Regions from separate parts of the Mus musculus genome. Here region 2 is linked to region 1. A link is a contact called in ENCODE Hi-C or POLR2A ChIA-PET data. All regions are on one chromosome and are shown on one strand. Each heading gives the region's core, a stretch centred on a gene start or an enhancer-like site at or near the end of the contact. The rest is flanking DNA. Distances are from core to core; before and after follow the strand shown.

What was found. Hi-C counts contacts between places; a loop is a spot of excess contacts on that map. ChIA-PET counts read pairs that join two places held with the same protein, here RNA polymerase II (POLR2A).
Region 2: a map of gastrocnemius shows a loop between it and region 1 (3-fold over the local background). The contact joins the enhancer-like site here to the promoter of Kcnc1 in region 1. A Hi-C loop is called at or near these places in 1 of 37 maps with a recorded cell type or tissue (gastrocnemius). POLR2A ChIA-PET finds 5 or more read pairs at or near these places in 1 of 5 experiments (Patski).

The regions. Positions count from the first base shown.
Region 1 is chr7:46,393,865-46,400,789 of GRCm38, forward strand. It overlaps Kcnc1 (potassium voltage gated channel, Shaw-related subfamily, member 1), which reads left to right and starts at 2,604. Exons shown (of 4, transcript NM_001112739.2): 1 at 2,604-4,383. The coding sequence starts at 3,814.
Region 2 is chr7:46,477,910-46,484,834 of GRCm38, forward strand. All of the region lies in intron 10 of Sergef (secretion regulating guanine nucleotide exchange factor), which reads right to left. Among named protein-coding and RNA genes, the nearest start is that of Kcnc1, 85 kb to the left of the region's middle. Within about 2 kb of position 4,287, at least 1 of the 3 ENCODE cell types and tissues checked has a DNase peak (open chromatin) inside an H3K27ac peak, as active enhancers do.

The sequences.
Region 1 (6,925 bases), core at 1,354-3,853:
GGGGGGGACGGGGACTGTAAGCCTTCCCTTGTGAAGGGGCAGGCAGCTATACTGTGGATGGCTGAAAGGCAGGAAGGGGTGAGGTTTTAGCATTTCTGCGGAAGAGGCTGGGCTTGATCAGCAATCCCCACCCCCGCCCCCTTGCAACCTCGATTCTCTGTTCCTTGTTTTATTTTTTTCCCCCTGTGCTTTCATCTTGGTTTTTCTGGGCTTTCTGTGAATGTCAGCCTTCTCTTGGTGTGAAGGGGAGGTGAGAGAAGGGACGGTTTATGCCCTGCTTGGGGTACAGAAGAGGGAGCGCTCCTTGAAGCCTAGGACCAGGGGGTGTCATCAGAGATCAAAGTGGGACTCTGAAAGTGGGGCACTTCGGGGAGGGTTCCCCCATCTGAGCCCAGCCTGCTTAGCTCTCGGACTGTGCTGTGACCCCTTTCCCATGCTCTCTCCCTCCAGCCCTGGCACAGCCATGTTTTTCTGGCACATCCTCCAGAGTTAGAGTCTTCGGTACCCAACTTTCTCCACCGGAAGATTTTTCTCTGTCCCTCCAAGACCTGATCTTTTCTCCGTCTGCTTTCTCCCATGCCCAGGTCCCACCATAGTGCCCACTGCTCCTCACCATGGAGTAGAGTCTGACTGGAGCTTAGTGCCTACCTCTCAGAGGTTCTTGGTAAGTCCTCACTCAAGACTCAGTCTCAGTTAAAGAGTCTAGACATCTGGAGCCTCTAAAGCCAGGACTCTAGGGTCCCAGCCGGTTTCCTTTTGCGAATCACTTCGACTTCAGTGAGGGGCTTCCCTGTCTAGGGCTCTGTGGAAAGAAGCTCTGGAGGCACACGCAGTCCTTTGATAAAGAGAGCTGAACTAGAGAGACATTTGGAGAGCCAAGCTCTGCTCCTATGTGGCTTTGCAGACAGGGAAGAGGGGGCAGCCTGAGCCCCTGTGGCTGGCTCCTCAGGTTTCCTGAGGAAGAGTCTAGGGAAGCCCCTTTGTCGGTCTGCCTCTTGACCGTTCACAGCTGAGATTGTACATGTCCTTGTCTCTGCATGCCTCTTTTTAAAAAAAATCTCACTTCCGGGGTCTCTATTAATCTTAGGATTGGGCTGAGCATCCTGAAAGCCACTGTCCTAGGGATCTGAATCAGGGCCAGGCTGGAGGTGCATCACTCTGGACCAGGAGATGGGACAGACTCTGGCCAGAGAGAGAAGGGCACTGAAAGCCATCTATCCTGCCTCACTCTGAGACCAAAGGGAATGGCTGTCTGGAGGAACGCTGTGATTAGTTTCTGGAGGGAAGAGGTCTCCTCAGACTTTTCTCCTCTTTGTCTGTCCATCTCTGCCCCTTTCTGATAACTCTGCCTCTCTGCCTCCCGCCTCTCACCCCCTCTCTACCTCCCCGCACTTTCCCCCTGTGACATGAAGATCTGTTTTAATTAGTGCTGTGATTCCCACGATCAGGTGGGGAGATAGGTCACAGGTTTGTCCCTAGGCTCGCAACAGTGCCTGGGGGTCAGTATAGACAGACAGCTATCTGCACTGTTAGCCAACAGGTAAGAGTCTCTCGCTTCTTAATTAAATCCCCTGTGCCGGGGCAGCCTGTTCGATTGTAGTGGACAGGAATCAATAAGCATCTTTCATAGCCCAGTGGCCTCTGGAGCTGGGCCTGACCTTCCAGTCCCTCTCAATCCCACCTGCTCACTTCTTTAAAAAGCTGGGAGTCCCTGGAGGTTGAGAGCTGGGTCTGACTTGTCCCGTGTGATTTTTGTACTTGGTAGAGAATCTGGAGCAAGTACGGAATGAGAGCTAATGACTGTTGATTAAATAAACCTAGGGGTGAGTGGCAAGCGTGGGCCAGAAGGACTTTGAAGTTAGAAATACGATCTCTGTCCCCAGCATTAACTTCCAGTATGTAGGGACCACAGCCCTGGACATGCATGGCTCACCACCCAGAGTGCCTGAAGGGGAGCGAGGCCGCCAGTATTCAAGGGGCTGAGCAGTCTTTGTGCATGTTTTCATAAGGTAGTTCAGTTTTCTGGGTAAACTGAGGTCTGTCTGTCATGGTTGTGACTAAGCCACCCTAGAATCAGGAAGGGTTCAAGGCCTGAAAGGGGCCAAAGGGATCAAGAGGGGCTCGGGATTGATCATTAATGGTGAGTTAGGACAGAGGGATGGTGAAAAAGGTATTATTTTACAGTCCCTGTAAGAAGTTATCTCTGAAAGAATCATTGGGCCTTCAGGCTTCCCCGGGAAGGGTCGGTATTAAAAGATTCCTTAAGAGGTCAGTCTCGTCCTGGTCAAGGAATGGCTTGTCTGCTCAGGGTATCAGATGGCTCCTGGGTTAGAAGAGGAGCTGGCCGCCGCCCTTCTCACCTCGGTGTGACGGGGGCGCGGGCCCAGACGTCGCTGGGAGCCTCCGCCCAACAAGTGGAGCTCCCCTAGGGCGGAGCGTCGGCGGGTCCCCACCGAGCAAGAGGCAACGAAGGGCGGGCGCCCCCAGCGCCAGGGTTGAGGGAGGCGGGGTTCGGTGCCGGCCTCGGAGGGGGGCGCAGAATCAGGGCTTTTTAGGACCCAGCGCGGCGCCTCCCTCCGGGGGCGAGTGCGGCTGCGCGCGCCGTGTGCCCGTGTCCGGAGAGCCGCGGGCTGGACGCGGACCGCGCGAACGAGCAAGCGAGCAGGCAGCGGAGCAGCAGCCCGGAGGCAGCAGCGGCGCGGCGGCGGCGGTGGCGGCGGTGGCCGCTCCGCGCCTCGCCTCCCTGGCCTCGCCAGTCTCGCTGCGCCGCGCCCGGACCTGCCACCCCCGCCTACCGGGCCCGACCTCGGCAGCGCCCCTCGCCTCGGCTGCCAGCGCCACCCGCCCTCCTAGAGCAGAGAGCGGAGTGCGGGGCGCAGAGACACCGGAGCCAGTGCCCGCCGGCCCCGCCAAGCAAACCCGGCCGGGAGAACCTTCGCTCGGCCCAGCGCAGCTCCGCAGCCGTCCGGGAGCTGTCCCTTCAGCACCGCCGCGGAAGCCTGAGTCCCAACGCAGCCCAGCGGAACCCCTGACCCAGCCCGAGCGCACAAGGTGCTGCGCTCAGCGGCCGCCCCGCGGGGCAGCACCCTGGTGCCCCTACCCAGGGGACCCGCCATCCCCTCCGGGAGGCGGGGAGAAGGAACGAGGAGGGAGGTCAGGCAGCTTCACCCGCCACCGAGGGGAGTAGGCAGATAGGCAAGGAGAGCCGAAGGGGACCGGTCACGCAGGGAGGAGAGCAAGCCGCATCCGTCCCCACCGCACCGGGAGCGCGCTGCAGCGACCACCGCAGAGCCAAGCGCGGATTTCTCGTAACCCCCTCTTTCCCAGCTGGGGCTGGTCTATCGGTCCGGCCCCCGAAACGGAGCAGCTGACCTTCCCCTAAAAAGCTTTGTGTCGGTTTCTCCATTTTCCCGCTGAGATGATACCGGGAGCCCGGCCCCCCCATCCTCTCTCCCCTCCTCCCGGGCCTCGCCGCTGAGCGCCGCCCCACTCCCTTCCTCCCTCCCTCTTTACCTCCCTCCTCTCTTCCACTGCCTCCTCCGCAGCCAGGCCAGCTCCCTCTCACACTAGGCGCCTTAAAGACCCTAGGGAGCCCGTGCACACACCCCTGGACCCGCACCTGCCTGACAGCTCCCCCTGAGGGAGCTTGGCTCGTTGGTTGGGGTGGGTGGCCAGAGCCGCGGTCCTCTGTGCCCCCCGACGGCTGGGGGGAGGGGGGAAGAGGCCCTGCGCCCCCCTCCCCGTCGCCAACTCCCCCTGGCGGCAGCTCCCATGGGTGTCGCTGGGCCGCGCCATGCCTAAGGGGGCGCCGCGATGGGCCAAGGGGACGAGAGCGAGCGCATCGTGATCAACGTGGGCGGCACGCGCCACCAGACGTACCGCTCGACGCTGCGCACGCTGCCCGGCACGCGGCTTGCCTGGCTGGCAGAGCCGGACGCCCACAGCCACTTCGACTATGACCCGCGTGCCGACGAGTTCTTCTTCGACCGCCACCCGGGCGTCTTCGCTCACATCCTGAACTATTACCGCACCGGCAAGCTTCACTGCCCGGCCGACGTGTGCGGGCCGCTCTACGAGGAGGAGCTGGCCTTCTGGGGCATCGACGAGACGGACGTGGAGCCCTGCTGCTGGATGACCTATCGCCAGCACCGAGACGCTGAGGAGGCGCTGGACAGCTTTGGCGGTGCGCCCTTGGACAACAGCGCCGACGACGCGGACGCCGACGGCCCCGGCGACTCGGGCGACGGCGAGGACGAGCTGGAGATGACCAAGAGATTGGCACTCAGTGACTCCCCAGATGGCCGGCCTGGCGGCTTCTGGCGCCGCTGGCAACCGCGCATCTGGGCGCTGTTCGAGGACCCCTACTCATCCCGCTACGCGCGGGTAAGTGACTGCTTATCCATCGGAAGAACCTGACCCGGAAAGGCAGCCTTTGCCGCTTCCTGCGGGCAGGGTGCAGTGGACAGTGAGTGCCCAGAGTGTTCTGAACACGAAGGGGGTGTGTACGTGTACGTGTGTAAGAGAAGGGGTGATTTTGCCATGATAACTGGGTTTATATACATGAGTTTGTGTTGCCGGTTGTATATGAAAGTGTGTGTGTGTGTGTGTGTGTGTGTGTGTGTGTGTGTGTGTGTGTGCTGTGCATGCATATTTATGTAACTGTGCGCTGGTGTGTATTTGGATGGATAAAGTCTGTAGGAACAAGTGAGCATATGTGTGTGTTTGAGTGTGCGTGACACCCCCACACTCTGGTTAGTGCCCGTTAGTGATGTACATCATGAAGGCATGAATTGCCCTTTGGTTTGGGAAAGATGGGGAGACTCCTTCCTTCTTCCTAGGTCAGGGAGCCTTTGGAGTAGAAACAGTGTCTTAGCCTGCTGGGAAGCTAGAGACAGACCTCAGGGACCACCTTTAAGCCATTTGAGGAAGTGGTCTTGCGACTACTCATAGTTAAGAGCTTGGTAGTTGGTGTGGATCTGGGCTGGGTGCGGGAGATAAGAGAATGGTGGTCTCTGGAACAGCTGCCTTCCCCGTACTGGGAAGAGCCTGGGGGAGGTCCAAGCCATAAGCTCCTGCTTTCTCTGGCCCCTGGGAAGAGGCTGGCAGAGAGGAAAACCTTAAGGGGAATGAACCCAGAAGTGTGTGAAGTGGGTGTGTCTTCCTCAGCCACACCCCTTTAGAAACAGCAAATTGTTACAAGGGAGAAAGGATATCCTGTTGCTGACCTTGGCCCTTCAGATGGCCTCCCTGGATTAGTTTCTTCTGCAAAATGGGGAGAGTGGTGGACTGCAAGGGCCATTTGATGGGCCATCTGTTGCTGAGACCAAGAAAGAGACCCCAGAGAGAGAGCTACCGTGGAAGACACACTCCAGGTCTTCCTGGGCTCTGTTCTCTGGCCTGAAGAGTACCAAGGATGAGAGAGATGTGTAGAGTTGGCAATCTGAAACAGTCCCTCCCTGTCTATAAGCCACCTCTGCCCCTTCCAGGCAAAACACTACCTCTGCCCATCTACTTACTGCCCCAGGCCCTTCTCTTTTGCAGACAGGCAACTGAGCCAGAGCTGGCATGGGGGTGAGGAATAAGGAGAAGCTGAAATCAGCAAATCAGTGGACAAACAAAATTTGGGAGCTAGGGGGAGGGTTCTGAGGTGCCCAAGGACAAGGAAGGGCTGTACAGGCAGACACCTGACAGATTTAATGCTAATATAAAACAGAATGACATACGGGGTGGGGGCAGCAGTTCAAAACCTCATACCTTGAATCCTAGAACAGGTATTGTGGGTAGAAATGGAGAGCACTTGGTCTCCCATGTTGCCACTGAGGATCTTGGCCAAGGTCAGGTAGGAAGCAGAAGGCCAAGTAAAATTTGAACCAGAGCCTCCTGGGACCCTATTCTTCCTTGAGATGGCCACCAACTCTCTGCTACTCTCCAGAAAGGCCAGGGACCACTAGAGGTGGCCTCTCCTCTTCCCTGTCTCCTTGATGACAGAGGCCACTACAGCTAGAGGATTATGTAACTGGAGGCTATGCTGAGCTGTGGGGAGGGGCTGGAACCTGGGACTGGGAGAATGAGCCAGCATACACTGGGAGAGAGATACCCGCAGGCTAGGCCAAGACCTGGGTTAGAGCAGCCCTTCCACTCACATTTGACCTTGGCCTGAAGTAGGCCCAACTTCTTTAAGGTAGTTGCAGAAGGCTGAGCCCCTCCACCTGCCACTGTGGACTCTACTTTGGTCAATGTACCCATGTTTCAGGGTATGTGAGGGTCAGTAAGGTGTATCCGTCCTCCTACACCATTTTCTCCACCCACAGGCCATTCCTAGGCTATGAGGTGGCCTTCACTCAATGGAGACAGATAGACCAACCACCTAAGCACAGCTTGAGGACCTGTCTGTATGAAACCATAAGTCAGGAAACTCTCACGTGAGCATCTACTGAAGAACCCATGCAGGGAGAAGCTGGACAGTCAGAGGTGGGGGGGAGGACACTGGGGTGCAGGAGGGTATTGGTGGGTAGCACTCAGGATTGCAGAACTACTGTCTTTTCTGGTAGCCTCCTGGAGAGGCCACAGGCATGGGTATCACACGAGGACACTGAGACCCATAGAAGGAGTGGAAGTGAAGGGAGAGCTGGGATTAGAACCAGGCTCCTGCTGCCTGCCTGCCTGGCTGGCCGAGCTGCATTGCGCTGCCTTGCTGCAGCCCTGCGCAGAGACCAGCCTGCTGCCCACCTCCTCCCCCTTCCATCTCTGCTCTGCCGATGCCCGCCCGCCCGCTGTCACCTTTCTTTACTCCTCCCCCTCACAGCCTGGAAAAGCCTTCTCAGATTGGTGGGTCTGGGTTTAGGGTTTTTTTTTCTTTCTTTCTTTCTAGATTTCAGACACAAATCTCATGTGTGATATAGTCTGTGTGTGTAAAACAAAAACT
Region 2 (6,925 bases), core at 3,037-5,536, 86 kb after region 1:
AAATGCTTTCTTGCAGAGAATTGCCGTGGTCATGTGGCTCTCCACAGCCATGCAACAGTAACTGAGACAGTCATGGAGTGTGTCGACGGAGAAATCTGTTTCTAGCGCAGGCCCTAGCACTAGCTGTTGGATCCGGAGTTGGCAATTCCTCCTCTGGAACCCAGTATCAGAGCTGGATCAATCACAGCTGAAGTCTTTACTAAGCCTAGGGCTTTATATTGCGGCCTGTTTTAAAAACTATTAGTGACATTTTACTGCCTGTGGACTATGTGAGTGCCTGCACTTAGATCTGAGCATAAGACTCTGTGTGATAAGCAGGCCCCTTTTGCTGGAGAACCAGTCACTTTAGTGAGACTGAAGCTGCCCAACATCTGCAAGTGTCCCAGGAAGCTTCTGCTTTTTCTTCACTTTTCACAGACTCTACCTACCAGGACGTTCATCATCAATGCATTGTGCAAAGGCCCAATCGTACACAATCTCTGTGTTTTCCTTTCCTGGTCATAACCTAAAAGCATTTTCTTTTCCCCCAGAATCCATAGGAGATCCTCCCAGGTGCAACCACAGCACCTCTGGGCCTGGACCACACTAACCCCAGAGGGCAGGGCTGGCATGTGTCTTCTACCTGCTCAGCACAAAGTCCCACCCAGACAAAAGTTTGACCAAGAGTGCTCAAACAACGTCAGAAAGAGGATGATCCTATTTTAGTTAGGTCCCGAGTTTCAGTGGCAGCCACAACCAAAAGGGTCACATGTTGAACAAATTAAGTCCCCAGGCTTGGAACAGGGGTTTTCTTGAAATCAGCCATAAGGACGTTAGCCAGGAAAGGGCCACAGATCATGGAGAAACAGCATGCTCATGAAGGCCTGACATGATTCTTACTGTCAGTAAGAAAGGCAGGTGACCAGCTTGGTGGCTTCAAGGTGACTGAGAGCATCAGACAGCTGCAGAGCACACCCCTCATGACTCTGAATTCTGAGTCTCAGAGACTGTGAAGGAGGGAGGCATACTTCCCGTCTGGGTGAAGTTGGAAGAGATCGCTTCCTCTGATCACTCCTGGCTTGGACCTGTACCACTGCTGCATACTCTGTTCACTTGGGTCACAATCAAGGGCATGTACGCGTTAGCCCAGGCTAGACCATCAGTTCTGTCCAAGAGGATGTATCTTGTTCATCTTCCTCTCTTCCCCAATGCCTCACACAAAGCCCTGTTCATAGCAGATGCTAATAAATATTCTCCAGATAGAGATTCACATTTAAATCAAACTGACTCAATTTCCAATTAAAATCCCTAGTCAGCATGATGAGATTTAATTCACTTTTCCCTCAAAAAGGACAATCTTGCTGTTTAATACAACCTAATACATTTTCTTCACAACTCTGAGGCAGACACAGGTTCTGTTTTTAGAAGGCAGATCTGAGATGTGGAGTCGTGATTGTTTTTGCTATTTTATGTTGATAAAATTGAGGCATTTCAGAAGTGGGTGATGATGTGGTTTGCTGGGAAATGTTCTATGTTCCGTCCTGGAATATTCAGAGGAGTGGAAACAGCCGCGTTTTAGCAGAGCTGAGAACTCAACAGCAGCCTTGGGACCCACATTTTATGGTCAGCTGGTTGGATAGATAAGTTCTTCCCCATGTTCATTTATTCAACCAACCACTGGGCACACCAGCCTGTGTGGGCTCTGAGCATCCCGAGCTGCCAAGATCATCATGGCTGTAATTAGTTCAAAGACTAATGGCTACTTCCTGACTCCTTTACCTTCTACCCAGGAGTTAGACTGCCTCTTTCATTTACTCAGACATTCCACTTCCCTACCATCCAAGGACTGCTGGGCTTCCTCAAGAGCCATGGACTTTCTGTCTTAGTAGTGACCAGGCTCAGACTTTCACCTCTGTGCCAATGGTTAGCCCTCCCCTTGTGGCGGGGGGTCCTGGGTTTCCCCACCGCTCCTGTTTTCCACTGTCTTATATGATGTAGGCAATCTAGAGTGGGAGCTAATGAAGCAATTCAAGGAAGAATGTGGTCTTGGATCTCTTTAAGCAGATTCACAGACTCATGTTCTTTTGGGAATGCCAAATGGGCCTCATCTCCTGCCAATTCCACTTCTGACTGGAAGTGGCTACCTGGAGTGCTGTGTGGGGGATGTTTCCGTGGCTGCATCCAGATTCCGGGGGTGGGGGTGGGGAGGAGGGAGGCTGCTTAGTGTTCTGCGGTAGCGACTGGCTTTCTATCAACTAGACACTGACTCTAGGATGCTGGTTAGTTTCTAGATTAAGTCCAACACCTCTGACACGCCAACTGACCCCCATAAACACACACACACACACACACACACACACTCACACACACAGACACAGACCTACAGACACATACACACTCACACACACAGACCTACAGACACACACACACACTCACACAGACAAACATAGGCCTACAGACACACCACACACACATACACACACACACCTACAAGTCCCTCACCGGGTAGTCAGCACTCGCACACACCAGGCTAAATCTGCTCTGTTACAATCCAGATTGCAATGTTTCCCAAGAGGCATGTATTAAAGGTCTGATCCTCAACACATAGTGCTGGAAGTAGAGGGGGGCAGAACCTTTAAGATGTGGGTCCTAAGAGAAGGAGAATAGGCCCCTGGTGGTCGGTCCTTGAGGATTAACAGCGGGACTCTGCCGAGTCTCTCTTTCTGCTTCCCTGCTGTAATGTGCTAATGTGCAATAGTCTCAATCCAACAGGGCCAGCTGATAAGTTACTGACGCCAAAGCAAAGCTTTACTATTATACACTCTTGCGTCAGGCTCTTTGTTACAGTGACAGAAAGCTGACTGATGACATGCCAGCACATAATCTCTATCTAAGCCACAAGAGGTATTTACAAATCCCTCCTCTCTTTATCAGAAAGGCTCTCACTATGTAGGTCTTACATTGGCCTGGAACCACTATGTATTATAGGTTGGTTCCAAACTCACTATCATCTGCCTCAGCTTCCAAGGTCCTGAGATTCTAGACATATGCCACCAGGACCTGGCTCTATTTCTTGGACACATGTTATGGTGCTTAAATATGTTTGGCCCTATTAAGAGGTGTGGCCTTGTTGGAGGAGGTGTGGCCTGTGGTGTGGGCTTTGAGACCTCCCTCCTAGCTGCTTCGAAGTCAGTCTTCTCCTAAGGACCTTCAGACCAAGATGTAGAACTCTCAGCTCCTTCTACACCATGCCTGCCTGGATGTTGCCATAGTCCTGCCTTGATACTGGACTGAACCTCTGAACCTGTAAACCAGCCCCAATTAAATGTTGTCTTTGGTTATGGTGTCTGCTCACAGCAGTAAAACCCTAAGACATGTGTCTTTTCCCAGGATTCTGAGCCTTTACAAATTCTGGAAATTGTCTTTTCTAGGATGTTGTCTGAAGACTTTCCACAACATTAGGAAAAGCTAACTCTGTCTTTTGAGCTCCCACCTTCCCTCCCCTTTGCTTCCAGATTCACCTCTCTACATCTGCCTCCTGTGAGAGACAAAAGAATGGGACTGGGTTGCCTCTAGGGACCAGGCTGCCTCTACTCACTGCCCCCCAGGAGACTAGGCCAGATGAGGCCCTTGCCAAAGGACTGCTGGATGAAGAATTCTTTACGATCTTTCCCCCTTTCACCTCCCTAAACTGTCTCTTAGAGGTGCGAGAACTAGCCTCTATCTATAGTCTTCTGCCTGGCAGTCAGGTCTACCACCTCGAAAGTCCACCAACCACGAGGAGATGCCCTCTCACTCTTCCTCATCCCCAGTTCAGACCAAAACCCAGGTGTCCCTCGGATCTACATTAGCTGGACTGATCAGTCGATGGCTTCCACAATGTCAACAATTACCAGATGTTTGTTTCTCTCTCCACGCTGGGCCCCAGTCTAGGCCACCGCCTAGTTCCTTGGATAGTGACAACTCCCTGTCACCAGTCCTCGGGCTTGTGCCATAAGCACCTTACTCACCCAGCTATCTCCCCTGCCCACATGGGGTCCAACCATGGGGCTCCCATCTTCCTGTTACATATTCTCCTCAGTCACCACACAGAAATCAGCAAGCGTGAGAGTTTTAAACAGAACCCAGACCAGGGTCCCAGGTCATGCCCGTTCCTAACTCCTCACAAAACAGTGTGACAGCATGAAAGCTCCCAGCCTAGCATGGCAGGAAGTTAAGTCCCAGAGCACAGGAGGAAAGTCCCAGGGCGGAGAGGGAGGGTGGGGCAAATGTCAGGGTTGCAGTACTTGAGCCAGCAAAGGACAGTGTCTCCAGGACTGGCAGAGGACCTAACAGACAGCATCTGACAGAGCTCAGACAAGGGATTTGAGTGGCCTCTGGGAGGGAGGGGCAAGCCCAGTAGAGAAGCTATGGAGAGGACTCAGCGTGAGCTCAGTTTCTAAATGTAGTAGTGTGTAGCAGGACAGAGGGGATCTAGGGAAGGAAGCAGGCCTGGGCCAAGCCCCTCCCATGCCAGGCTCTGTGCTGAGCAGTGTACACACAAGGCCCCACTCAGTTCCTAACCAGCACCCTCCCAGGGAGCCACACTCTCACATGATGGGACTTAGGGAAAGTCACCTTAGCACAGGGTGCTTGCTTGTAATCAGGCTCTCCTTGCAGACCTACTGTGAGAACACAGCGAGTCACAGTGCAGACCACCTACTGCTACACTACGCACTTTACCTTGACCAGCTTGTGCAAGGTCACATGGCTACTCAACGCTGTTTTCACTGTGTCAGGCTAGGATGTGAGAAACGGTGTTGTCAAGGGTCAGACGCACAACTGCACCCTGCGCAGCCATGATCTTAATGTGAACAGAGGGGTGGGGAAAAGCCTACCATATGGAGCCTGTGAGGATGCTGGGTGGAAAAAATACCCAGCAATGAGAATCTCAAGTGCATGGATGGATGTGCCCTGGAAAGCTGTCGTGGATGTCCTGAACAGGAAAAAATGTCTTCAGGTTGGCTTGACTCGTGTGCTAGGTGGTGACGTAGGGACTTGGATCCTTGCTTGGGGTGTCAATGATTTTGCAGGCAGCAAGCAGCCTCCAGTTTTCAAGGACTGAGCCAGCAGGGACCTCCTAACATAGAGAACTGTGCTTCAGGGGAAGTAACTCCTCAGATCCTCTTTGGAGAAGCAGTACTGGGAGGGGCATGGACTGAATTATCCCAGGGTCAGATTGCAGACAGTGGCCGTCAGCACCTGAAAGAGTTCCTTCTACGGAAGCCAAGCCAGGTGGGCTCTGGACTAAAAGAGTGTCAGCCCGCGGGGAGAGACAGGACAGAGTGTCCTAGTCATCCGGGTTGCCAGGGAGTTGACGAATGCCTTGCATTTGTGCTCTTGGGAGCCACGAATGTTCTTCTTCAGAGCATGTGACCCCAGCCATGCACACGCTCCGCAGAGCTGCCAGCTGCTCAAGGCCCCATGGGCTTCTCCACTTCTTGCATTCTGGCTGATGGTTACAGTGCTGAACTCAACTGACCCCCATAAACACACACGCACACACACACACACACACACACACACACTCACACACACAGACACAGACCTACAGACACATACACACTCACACACAGAGACCTACAGACACACACACACACTCACACAGACAAACATAGGCCTACAGACACACCACACACACATACACACACACACCTACAAGGTTGGGTAAACTACGTTCAACAGAGAAAAAGGCTCAGTAAGTGATTTGCTGGTCACAGAGCAGGAAGCATGGAGTAAAGATTTAGCCTCCCTCCTCTGATGTCAAGGGTGTACTAATTCTTGCATAAATTCAGCTTACTTTTCAAGATGAAAAGCAATGCCACAGGGCTGGAGAGGAGGCTCAGTCAGTAAAGTGCTTAGAATGAAAGCACAGACAACCAGATATCTAGGCAAAGAAGAAGAAAGGAGGAGGAGGGGGAGGAGGGAGAGAAGGAGGGAGAGGGGGAGGAGAGGGGAGGGGGAGACAGGAAGGAAGGAAGGAAGGAAGGAAGGAGGGAAGGAGGGAAGGAGGGAAGGAGGGAAGGAGGGAAGGAGGGAAGGAGGGAAGAAGGGAAGAAGGGAAGGGAAGGGAAATAGCTAGATGTTCCAGTGTGAAGGAAGATTCCTGAAGCTTATTTGACAGTCAGCTTAACTGAACCAAGAACAATGTGAAACCCTGACTCAAACATTCAGGTAGAGAGTGATAGAAGAAGACACCCAATGTCAATCCCTGGCCTTCACGTTCAGGTGCACATACACCTGCAGGTACATGCATGTACACACAGGAACGCATGCACACAAACATGTCTACATAGGCCATGCATACATACATGTGAACACAAATAAATATAAAAATCAAAGACAAAATCAAAGAATCTTAGGGGAGTGGTTTTTAGTCTACCATTTACCCAGCAAGATCCTGGAGTCTCCCCACCCCACCTAACACCTGTCCCCAACAAGTCACCATGTGCTCCGGCTGTAAGGAAGCCTGGGCTCCACAGAGTCTGGAATGCCAGCTTCCTGAAAACCAATATCTTGTGTCAACATCTTCTCCCTTCACTACACTGTGCAGGGCTGTGCGATGGTGACCACCACGCTGGGTTCATTAGCTCTTGAGCCTGGGTTTTCATTAGGCAAATGATCCTCATAGACATCGTGGGTCCTGCCACGGGGTGCCAGGATGACTGACTCCATTGCCCATCCGTCCCTGCTCTCCTGGCCACTCTGTAGGACACAGATTCACTCTAACATTTACCTCCCTCACCTACTTACCTGGGCCAGAGAGATGCAATCATCTAACAAACCAGACCACACTGCCTAGGGGAGGGGATGTAGGCACTGTCCATTGGGACAGGCTGAGGAGTGGCAGCTGTAGAGGGAGCCCCAACAACCCCGTGTCCTGCAGACTTAGTATTCAGAAAATCCC